Linked DNA regions of Homo sapiens: region 1 is linked to region 2. A link is a contact called in ENCODE Hi-C or POLR2A ChIA-PET data. All regions are on one chromosome and are shown on one strand. Each heading gives the region's core, a stretch centred on a gene start or an enhancer-like site at or near the end of the contact. The rest is flanking DNA. Distances are from core to core; before and after follow the strand shown. Region 1 holds the start of RBMX2 (RNA binding motif protein X-linked 2). Region 2 has its middle 54 kb from the start of APLN.

Region 1 (4,760 bases), core at 1,702-4,201, 800 kb before region 2:
AAGGCTGAGTAGAAGTACCACAAAGGGGTAGAAATTATAGGCTGCACCTGCTGTGAACTTCCCAACATCCAGAAGTTGGAGGAAGCAATCTTTGTCCCTGCCAGGGCCCTCCACCTGTGTGGGTTGCCCAGGTTCTCTATCACAGCCTTCTTCTCACGGGTATTGCCCAATTCCTTTCCCATGTCTTGCTGCCCCATAAGTGGCTCAACCACTCGGCCAGGGCCCTCTGTCCATGGATGGTCCCATAGCAATCCCTCTGCCAGTGTATGCTACCGGTGTTCGCTTGGCCAGCCCCTTTTGCCATGGTCCGCTACCTGTACATGCTGTCCAACTTCTCTGAAACAGTACTATGCTTCCAAGGACTACAAAACCCAAACGTAGTGGTCCTCTGCACCTGTGCCAAGGTCCTCTAGCCCTGTGGACTAACTGTGCTGTTTAGCTCTGGGGTTGCAGGCCAGCTGCCCAGCCCCTCTCCTACCAGCTGCTACTACCAGTATGAGCTGCCAACACCCTCTCCCATGAAATGCTGCTGCTAACACCTCAGCAGAATGAAGAATATACAGGTCTCCTATTCATTCTTGTTCCCTTCGGGCTGTGATTCTCAGCCTCCAGGCAGAGATTGCCTTTGCTCACTAACCTTACACTCATCGAGAAACAAAGAAAGCAAACTACGACCTTCTGTTTTTTACCCCAATTTCCTCTGTGCTTTGCCCCAATCGTATGACGCCACACAGGTAAGGGCCAGAAGGGCCCTGTGACCATGGGTTACCCCTAGTTTGCAAGAGCCCAAGGAGTCCAGTCTGTTCCAGTCTAGGCCCAGGCTGAACAAGCCTCAGTGAAAAACAACAGAAATAGACTAGGATCCCCAAGATGCCCTCCCAAATTAACAAACCTCTTGGATCTCCCACAGAACATTCTAGAACCATGTCCTGGGACTGATCTAGAACAGAAGCTCCAGCCCTCCCCATGCAGGGATGCCATTCAGCCTAGAGTGAAAATAAGTGGTTTTTGTGATGCCACAAAATGTATTACAGAAACAAAGTACTCTGTCGACTCAGGAGGCAGGAAATGAAAGGACACTTACTGTGAGAACACACAGATGATGTCCCCTTCAGTCAGTTCATAAGGAAGCCCTCCTAGAAGAGAAAACCACATTTCAGTTCCACCAACATTTACCAAGTGTTTACTACATACCACGCACTAGGCCAGGCACTAGGGGTGGAAACAGTAAGCAACAGGCCCTGCCCTTAAAGAAATCAAGTCTGGGCTGGGCACCGTGGCTCACGCCTGTAATCCCAACACTTTGGGAGGCTGAGGAGGGTGGATCACCTGAGGTCAGGTGTTCGAGACCAGCCTGTCCAACATGGCGAAACCCCGGCTCTACTAAAAATACAAAAAAAAATCAGCCAGGTGAGGTGGCGGGCACCTGTAATCCCAGCTACTCAGGAGGCTGAAGCAGGAGACTCGCTTGAACCCAGGAGGCAGAGGTTGTAGTGCGCCGAGATCGTGCCATTGCACTCCAGCCTGGGCGACAAGAGTGAAACTCCAGCTCAAAAAAAAGAAAGAAAGAAAGAAATTAAGTCTGACTCAATGACAGAAGTACATGTAAGGTGCCAGTAGTACAGAAAAAGGAGTAATTAATTTTGAGTGGAAGTCGGGGTCACCACTAACGAAACTAATCTGATCACTCAGTCCTCCTGCCACCCAAAATCCTATGGACAAAGCAGATAGTTTCCATCACAAACCTCTGCTTCCACAAACATGTTGAATTCATCTGCTCATTACCCACAAATTTACAGCTATGATACAAAATCAGTCTACATATGTCATGATTAACCCCACCTACACATAGACAAAGGTTATAAAGACACTGTTAAGCATTTCCTAGGGAATAATTTCCCCTCCAAATATTTATTTCCTCATTTGTAAGATGGGGATATTAGCACGTAACTCGCAAGATTATTATAAGAGTTAAATAAAACGATGTATATAAAGTGCTTAGCACAATGTTTGGTACAATAACCTCTTTGAAGCATCAAACTTGTACAATTACTGATTGTGATATAAAGTGAATACAGTAATGGTAACGTGGCCATGGACTAGAAAGCAGGAGCTAGAGGAGCAAAGTGAATTCTGGAAGGGAAGGGGAATGGGGGAGGGTGGTGGTAGCAATATGGAGCTGTGGCTAAGACCAAGAGTTCTAGAATGCTATAGTTCTGCCTGTTGCGCTTACTAGCTATGTGACCTTAAGGAAGTCCCTTAACTTCTCTGCACCCCAATTTCCTCAGCAGTATAATGGGTCAGAGGGTGAGAGAGAAATAACAACAGTCCCTGAACCTTAGCACAGCAAATGGCAAACAGTAACTCTCATGAGCACTGATTTGGCAGGGAAGGAAAACTAAAAATGGGGCAGAAAAGAGATGTAACACGGATTCCCGGGCAGACAGCAGATGGATATGAAGGTGGGCGATGAATGTAAGCAGGAGTGAAGGGTGAAAATGCCGAAATAGTCGGAAACCGAGCAGGAGAATCTGGAGAGCACTGAGGAAGAAAGATGTGGACCTCACCCAGGAAGATCCAGGCGCTGTCCTTGTACTCGGAGTGCCAGGACACCTTATCGGCCACCCCAAGCTGGACCTCTCGTTCATTCAGCTCGTTGATCAGCTTCACCTTAGTTAAAGGGCTTCACGGTGGCGGGGGGGGTGGGGAGGGTAGGCAGAAAAGCAGACAAGTAAGTGCGAACCGGCCGGAGCTGAGGAAGAGCAAAACTAGGGGACGAGCTGTTCCAGTCCCCGCGCCGCTCCCGCCCCTCGGCCCCGCAGACGCTCTACCACACCAGTCCCGGTGGACCACCCCCAGTGGCCCGCTGCTCCTTCCTCAAAAGGAAGCTGACGCCTTACTTCATCTCCTCGGGTTCGCGCTCAGCACTCAGGAATCAGCGCCCGGGAAAGGCAGCGCAGCGCATGCGCGGCCCCGGCGCCAGTGGCCAGTCGATTCGGTGACCTCGCGCCGGAAGAGCCGGGGCGTACCGGGGCGTGGCGCCTGCGCACTAGCAGCCTTCCGCGCTGCGTGCGGTTACCTCTTGGAGAGGTGGTTTTTCTCTAGTTTTTCGCTTTTTCTTCTCTGTGAAATGGGGTAAAGGCACAAGCCTGGGCTGTTGCAGGACCCCCACCTCTTGAACGATATCTGAAACTGGTTAGATTAGCTATAAATATTTGCTGAGTGAACGGAACAAGCAGCCTGATGTGGCGACTTTAGTCTCAGCCCTCGCTCCCAGTCCAGAGTCCCACTTGGACCTTCGCTCCTAGTCAGTTGCTAAAGCACAGACCCATCAAAGCATCCCTGTCATGGCAGAAAAGTGAAGAAGATAGGTGAAAAGGTAAATCTTCTGTTGTCCTTATCCCAATACATAGGCAACAGACCAGTGTGCTTCTATAGGCTGAATCGAATACCTACACATTTGCATGAGAACTGCTGCACTTACTCTTTTCCATAGGCTCTCTCCTAGTTGAGCAGGAGGCAGAAATTAATATTGTTAAATTAATAGCTAACAATTGAGCAGATGATGTACTATACGATGCTAGAGTATGTACTAAGCAATTTACATGTATTGTCTCTCCACCCTCACAACAACCCAATAAAGCAGAGAAAATTACAATCCCTAGCCGGGCACAGCAGCTCAGCCTGTAATCCCAGCACTTTGGGAAGCTGAGGTAGGAGGATTGCTTGAGCTCAGGAGTTCGAGACCATCCTGGGCAACATAGCAAGACCCTGTCTCTAAAATAAAGGGAAAAAAAGGGGGGCCAAGTGTGGTGGCTCATGCCTGTCATCCCAACACTTTGGGAGGCTAAGACGGGTGGATCACCTGAAGTCGGGAGTTCAAGACCAGCCTGGCCAAGATGGTGAAACTCTGTCTCTACTAAAAATACAAAAATTAGCCAGGCATGGTGTCACACGCCTGTAATCTCAGCTACTCAGGGGGCTGAGGCAGGAGAATCACTTGAACCTGGGAGGCAGAGATTGCAGTGAGCTGAGATCGCACCACTGCACTCTAGCCTGGGCAGCAGAGTGAGACTCCTTTTTATTTAAAAAAAAAAAGAAAGAAAAGAAAAAAAATTTCCACCCTCATTTTGTAGAGGAAGAAATGAGGCTCAAAGGAATAAATTAACTTGAAAGGTACTCTACCTGCACCCGTCAGGTCAGGTTGATTTAATCAGTCCTTACTGAACATCTAGATTTGTCCTGTACAGCTAAGGTCTGTAGACAGGAGTATCAGGGTGGGTCCTCTGCCTTCAAGGAGCTAATATTATAATTAAGGGGACAAGATATATTTGCTTGATAGATTTCAACCAGAAATATCTAGAAACCAGTGGAAGAGATTATTAATGTATAATATGTGATTTAACCCATATTGACAGTTTGAATCCATTTTGCATGTGTCCACATCAATACCTGCTCTTGGACTATGATGTTCTAAAAGTGAAAGTCCAGAGCTGTGCGGCCTAACTCAGAGCACCAGATATTAGGTCCTTCATAAAAGCATTTTGATGATGATAACAACTGTACCCTCAAGTGGCCCACCATGTAACCAATGTCCTGCCAAGAAGGAGAACAGAGGCTGCCCACCAATGACAGTTCCTCCTCATTCATTCTGTGTCTGTTCCCCCCTCCCCATTCCAACCCAGCTATTCATTAACTTTGTAAAATTATCTTGGCAATGAAAGCTAAACAGTGACAGATTGCACATGGGGTTTATCTGC
Region 2 (5,228 bases), core at 1,191-3,690:
GAGACCAGCCTGACCAACATGGTGAAACCCCATCTCTATTAAAAATACAAAAATTAGCCAAGCGTGGTGGCGCACGCCTGTAATCCCAGCTACTCGGGAGGCTGAGGCAGGGGAATCGCTTGAACCCGGGAGGTGGAGGTTGCAGTGAGCTGAGATCATGCAGCTGCACTCCAGCCTGGGTGACAGATCGAGACTCTGTCTCAAAAAAAAAAAAAAAAAAAAAAGGATGTAAACCTGAATAGGATGTAATGCCACTGTAAACAAGTCTGAAGTGTATGGTGGCAGCAACAGACTGCTTCAGATAGAGTTTGGAGACAGCTGCAGACAGAGGAGTGAGTGGGGTTTATGGAGCGAGAGAGAGAGTATAGAGTAAGAAGAGAAGTGACCCAAGCCTAAACCTCAGCACATGCCATCATCTAGTGGCGGGGCCAAGAAAGTAGAGGAGCCTGCAATGGAGATGGAGATGGAGTGGTTGGTGAGGCAGCAGGAACTCTGGGAAGAGTGTGGAGTTCCTGCACCCCGGTGAAGGGAGTGTTCCTGAAGAAGGGGTGGAATGCTGCTGAGAGGTTGGGTTAGGTGAGGACTGAGAAACGACCTTTGGTTTTGGCAGCATGGAGGTTGCTGGTGACCTTGGTGAGAATCATGTCAGAGGAATGGGCTAGAAAGGGTTGAGGGGTGAGTGGAGGTAAGAAAGTGGGGACAACAAGTGGAGACAACTCGTTCAAGAAATGTGGCTCATACCTGTAATCTCAGCACTTTGGGAAGCCGAGGTGGGTGGATCACCTGACGTCAGGAGTTCGAGACCAGCTGACCAACATGGTGAAACCCTGTCTCTACTAAAAATATGAAAAATTAGTCGGGCGTGGTGGCATGTGCCTGTAATCCCAGCTACTAAGGAGGCTGAGGCAGGAGAATCACTTGAACCTGGGAGGCAGAGGTTGCAGTGAGCCGAGATCGCGCCACTGCACTCCAGCCTGGGCAACAGGAGCGAAATTCTGTCTCAAAAAAAAAAAAAGAGAGAAAAAAAAAAAAAAGAAAAGAAATGAGAAATGTGATTGTGGAGGGGATGATAGAATGGTAGAGGAGGAAACTTCTATCCTTCAGCCATCACCCCCACGTATCAGGTCCAACAGTCCTAGAAGTGAGTGAAGAAATTCTATTACGATTTTACCACTATTCCATGGCTCCAAAATCCTTGTATTAGTTTCCCAGGGCTGCAGTAACAAAGTACCACAGTGGGAGGCTTAGAAACATGTTGTCTCACAGATCTGGAGGCCAGAGTGTGAAATCGAGGTCAGCAGGGTTGGTTCCTTCTGAGGGCTGTGAAAGAGAATCTGTCTCATGCCCATCCTGAGCTTCTGATGGTTTGCTGGCAATTTTTGGCATTCTTTGGCTTAGAGATGCATCACCCTGATCCCTGCCTTTGCCTTTACACAGTGTTCTCCCTGTGTGTGTGTCTCTGTCCAAATTTCCCTTTTTTATAAGGAAACCAGTTATATTAGATTAGGGCCCACCCTACTCCCAGTATAACCTCATCTTACTTAACTAATTATATCTGTGACGAGTCTATTTCCAAATAAGGTCACATTCACAGGTACTGGGGATTAGGACTTCAACATATCGATTTTGGGGGGATACAACTGAACCTGTAACAAGCCCCATTCCCTTTTGGTCTCCTTCCTCTCCACTTTGCTGTGCCATCTTCTGGCCAGGGATTAGTCTGTTTCTTCCCAGGTCACAACTGTGTTTCTCCCCGCCTCTCCAACTGCCTCGATTGATTCCATCGTTCCTTCCCAGCTGACCCCTCTCCAGAGAAGATCGAAGTCATTACCTTTCAGCAGTGAGATCACCTCCCAACCATTGTTGACACTTTCAAAATAACTTGAAACATTGATGGACAGTGAAAGAGGCAAGAGAGGAAAATGTGATTTAATTCTACCTGTGTTCAATGAAGAGTGCTGAAACTTCCATGAACTTTAGATACTTTTAACCTAGTTCTGAAAAAAAAAAGTTTTTGTTTTTGTGGACTTTTAAGGCCATAAGTAAGAGACTGTAAGGAGAAAAGTCAACCGAATTTCCCAAAATAGAAATGATCATGAAATAAGAAAAGTAACTGCAGCTTTAAATACCAATTTTATTATACAACTGGAAACCGTCATTCTCCTCTGCCATCTAGTGGCCACAGCTACAATCAGAAAACGATCCTTGCTCTTCAAAGCCAGGGCCACCGTTAGAGGTAGAGGGGTATAGCCCATTGTTGTCAAATGGCCTTTACAAGTGTGCTTGGCCCGTGGACATGCCTTAGAACTCCATGCTCCACGGTGCTGCCTCCGAGGTGCACAGTCAAGATGGGACCTTTGCTGCCCAGCTGTGTCAGCAGCTGGAGGACAGATGCCTGCGGGTGCGAGGGAGAGGGCAGGCTTGTGATGTGAGGGAGCTGCGGTGAGCGACTGTGCTGGCAAGGCCCTGTCCAGCCGCCTATGTGCTTGAGCAGGACACTGTGTTCATTCATCCCAACACACAGAAGTGCCTTTCTTTCATGAAATAATGTTTTCCTTAATCTTTTTCTGATTATAAAAGTCATACATCTTCATTGTAGAGCATTTAGAAAACCAGACATATAAATAAGAGTAAAAAAAAAAAAAAATTGAGATTGGCTCCAGAGAGTGGCTTGGGGGCTTTATCCTAATCTCCATCAGCACCCCCATAGTGACTCTGAATATAGATGCAGTGTAAGGCAAAACCCTGCTTGCTAAGCAAAGGCCATCTTGCAGCTTCAAGACGAATCCCCTAGCCTACCTTTCGATGGTTTCTAAACCCTCCTATGTAGACATTCTGAAGCCACGACTGCCCATGATGCCACCCTCTAGGGGTGACTGCTATTAACAGTTTGGAGAATGGACTTCCACTATTTTTGTGCCTATGTATTATCTTTATATCTGATATTTTAAATTTAGGAACATTAGGTACATACCTACTTATATGCTGCCTTTTCCACCTCATGTTATATCCTAACATTTTTCCACATCACAATTCCTCAAAAACATTATTTGAAAAGGCGCCATAATATATCCATAAACATCTACAATGTGTTTACCCTTCTTCTGGTGATGAAGGTTATGTAAATTGCTTTGTTTTTTGTGCTAATGAGTATGTTGAGATGAACAGGGGTGGACTTACGCCATTGCGCTCCTCTAGGGTGATTTCCTAGAAGTGAAATTACGAGTGTGAATGCTTCCAGGCTCTTAATGCATGTTGCCACATTGCTTTTAGAAAGGTGACACTTATTTACTCTTGTCCAAGCAGCAGGCGGGCTTGTTTTTCCTTGCCTTTGCCAACACTGGAATAATCAATGATGAAGATTACTGGATGCCAGGCATCAGGCTAGCTGCTGGAGATATGATAGTAAGGGGAGGAAAAGATGTGGTCTCTGCCTCAGCAGCGTTCCTGAGCTGGTGGGAGAGAGTGACCTTGATCAAATAATAAATGTGTAATTACAAAGTGAAGGAGAGGAAAGGGTGCAAGGAGAGCGTGTCACAAGGACATGTTACAGCCTAGGCTAGGAGGTGGCCAGGGAAAGCTCCTCAGAGAAAGTGTTGTTTTCGCAGAGACTGAGGCCTTGGGAGGAGTTGGCTCTGTGGTGAGAGGGAGCAAGGAGCAGACAAGGACAGAAGTCCAGTCTGAAAAAATGGGGGATGGGTCTACGGCCATACCACCGTGAATGTGCCTCATCTCATCTGAAAGAATGGGGGATGGCAGGATGTGGGAGGAGGCTTGAGTCCATGACAAGCAGACAAGCCAAGGCTTGTGGGTCCAGGTAAGAATTCTGGGACCCAGAGAGGGGTGATGTGATCAGACTTGCCTTTGGAAAATCACTTAAGATAAAAAAAAAATGTTAATCATGGTAAAAAGCACAAAACAGGGGCCAGGCACGGTGGCTCATGCTTGTAATCCCAGCACTTTGGGAGGCTGAGGGCAGATCACGAGGTCAGGAGTTTGAGACCAGCCTGGCCAACACAGTGAAATCCTGTCTCTACTAAAAATACAAAAATTAGCTGGGCATGGTGGCGGGTGCCTGTAATCCCAGCTACTCGGGAGGCTGAGGCAGGAGAATCGCTTGAACCTGGGAGGCGGAGGTTGTAGTGAGCCAAGATCGCGCCACTGCACTCCAGCCTGGGTGGCAGAGCTAGACTCAAAAAAAAAAAAAAAGCACAAAACATAAAATTGATCATCTTAGCCATATTTAAGTGTAGAGTTCAATAGTGTTAGGAGTATTCACATTGCTATGCAATGAATCTCCAGAACATTTTCATCTTGCAAAGCTGAAACTGTATACCCATCAAACAACTGCCCATTTCCCCAATCCCCAGCCCCTGGTAACACCATGCTTCTTTTCTCTATGGATTTGACTATTCTAGGGACCTCATAGAAGTAGAATCATACAGTGCTTTTTGGGACTGGCTTATTTCGTTTAGCATAATGTCCTCAAGGTTGATCCATGTAGCAGCATGTGTCAGAATTCCTTCCTTTTTAAGGCTGAATCATATTCCATTGTATGTAGAGAACTAACACATTTTGTTTTTCTATCCATGGACATTTGGGGTGCTTCCATCTTTTGGCTATTGTGAATAATGCTGCTAGGAACATGGGTGTGCAAATATAGCTTTGAGACCCTGCTTTCAATTCTTTTGGATATATCTCTAGAAGTGGGATTGCTGAACCATATGGTAGTTCTAGTTCTAATTTTTTAATAAACTTTGAGAATCAATTTTAAAAAGCAAATTTAACAAGGCTGATTTTGTTGCCTACAAAACAATAGAAAATAACAGTACTGTGTGGTTGCTAAAAACTATTATCTTCTTGGATTACATTAATATAATTCAGTAAGTCCCCCCCTACCACATGAACTCCTCTAAAGTTAATAGAGCTCAGAATGAATAATTAAATGTATATACATTTCAGGAACACTTATTGGATACACTTATGCTTTAACAGACAATCTTTATTTATTAGCCAAACATCATTGAACACTTACTCTCTGCAAGGCATTGTGGGGAAACTAAAATACGCCCAGCTTGGTTCCCACTCTCCTGAAGCTTCCAGTCCCAAAGGGGCAACAACATCCTTTGGTATGTAGTGTGTTAAAATAGTGGTACAGAGGGCAGGTTCTAGGAGTTCGGGGGAGGGGGGTGGTGGGCAGGGGTTGTGGGAAAAGGCTTCCTGGAAGA

What was found. A loop is a pair of places that touch in the nucleus more often than their neighbours do. ChIA-PET counts read pairs that join two places held with the same protein, here RNA polymerase II (POLR2A). Pooled maps may share reads with other maps.
Region 1: a map of chondrocyte shows a loop between it and region 2 (4-fold over the local background). The contact joins the promoter of RBMX2 here to the enhancer-like site in region 2. A Hi-C loop is called at or near these places in 2 of 168 maps with a recorded cell type or tissue (PC-9 and chondrocyte) and 10 of 50 pooled maps. POLR2A ChIA-PET finds 5 or more read pairs at or near these places in 1 of 52 experiments (OCI-LY7).

The regions. Positions count from the first base shown.
Region 1 is chrX:130,400,178-130,404,937 of GRCh38, reverse strand. RBMX2 (RNA binding motif protein X-linked 2) reads right to left here and starts at 2,951. Exons shown (of 6, transcript NM_016024.4): 1 at 2,901-2,951; 2 at 2,568-2,683; 3 at 1,085-1,136. The coding sequence starts at 2,905.
Region 2 is chrX:129,598,268-129,603,495 of GRCh38, reverse strand. No RefSeq gene overlaps it. Among named protein-coding and RNA genes, the nearest start is that of APLN, 54 kb to the left of the region's middle. RefSeq lists enhancers at 1,904-2,404, 2,405-2,905. Within about 2 kb of position 2,440, at least 2 of the 41 ENCODE cell types and tissues checked have a DNase peak (open chromatin) inside an H3K27ac peak, as active enhancers do.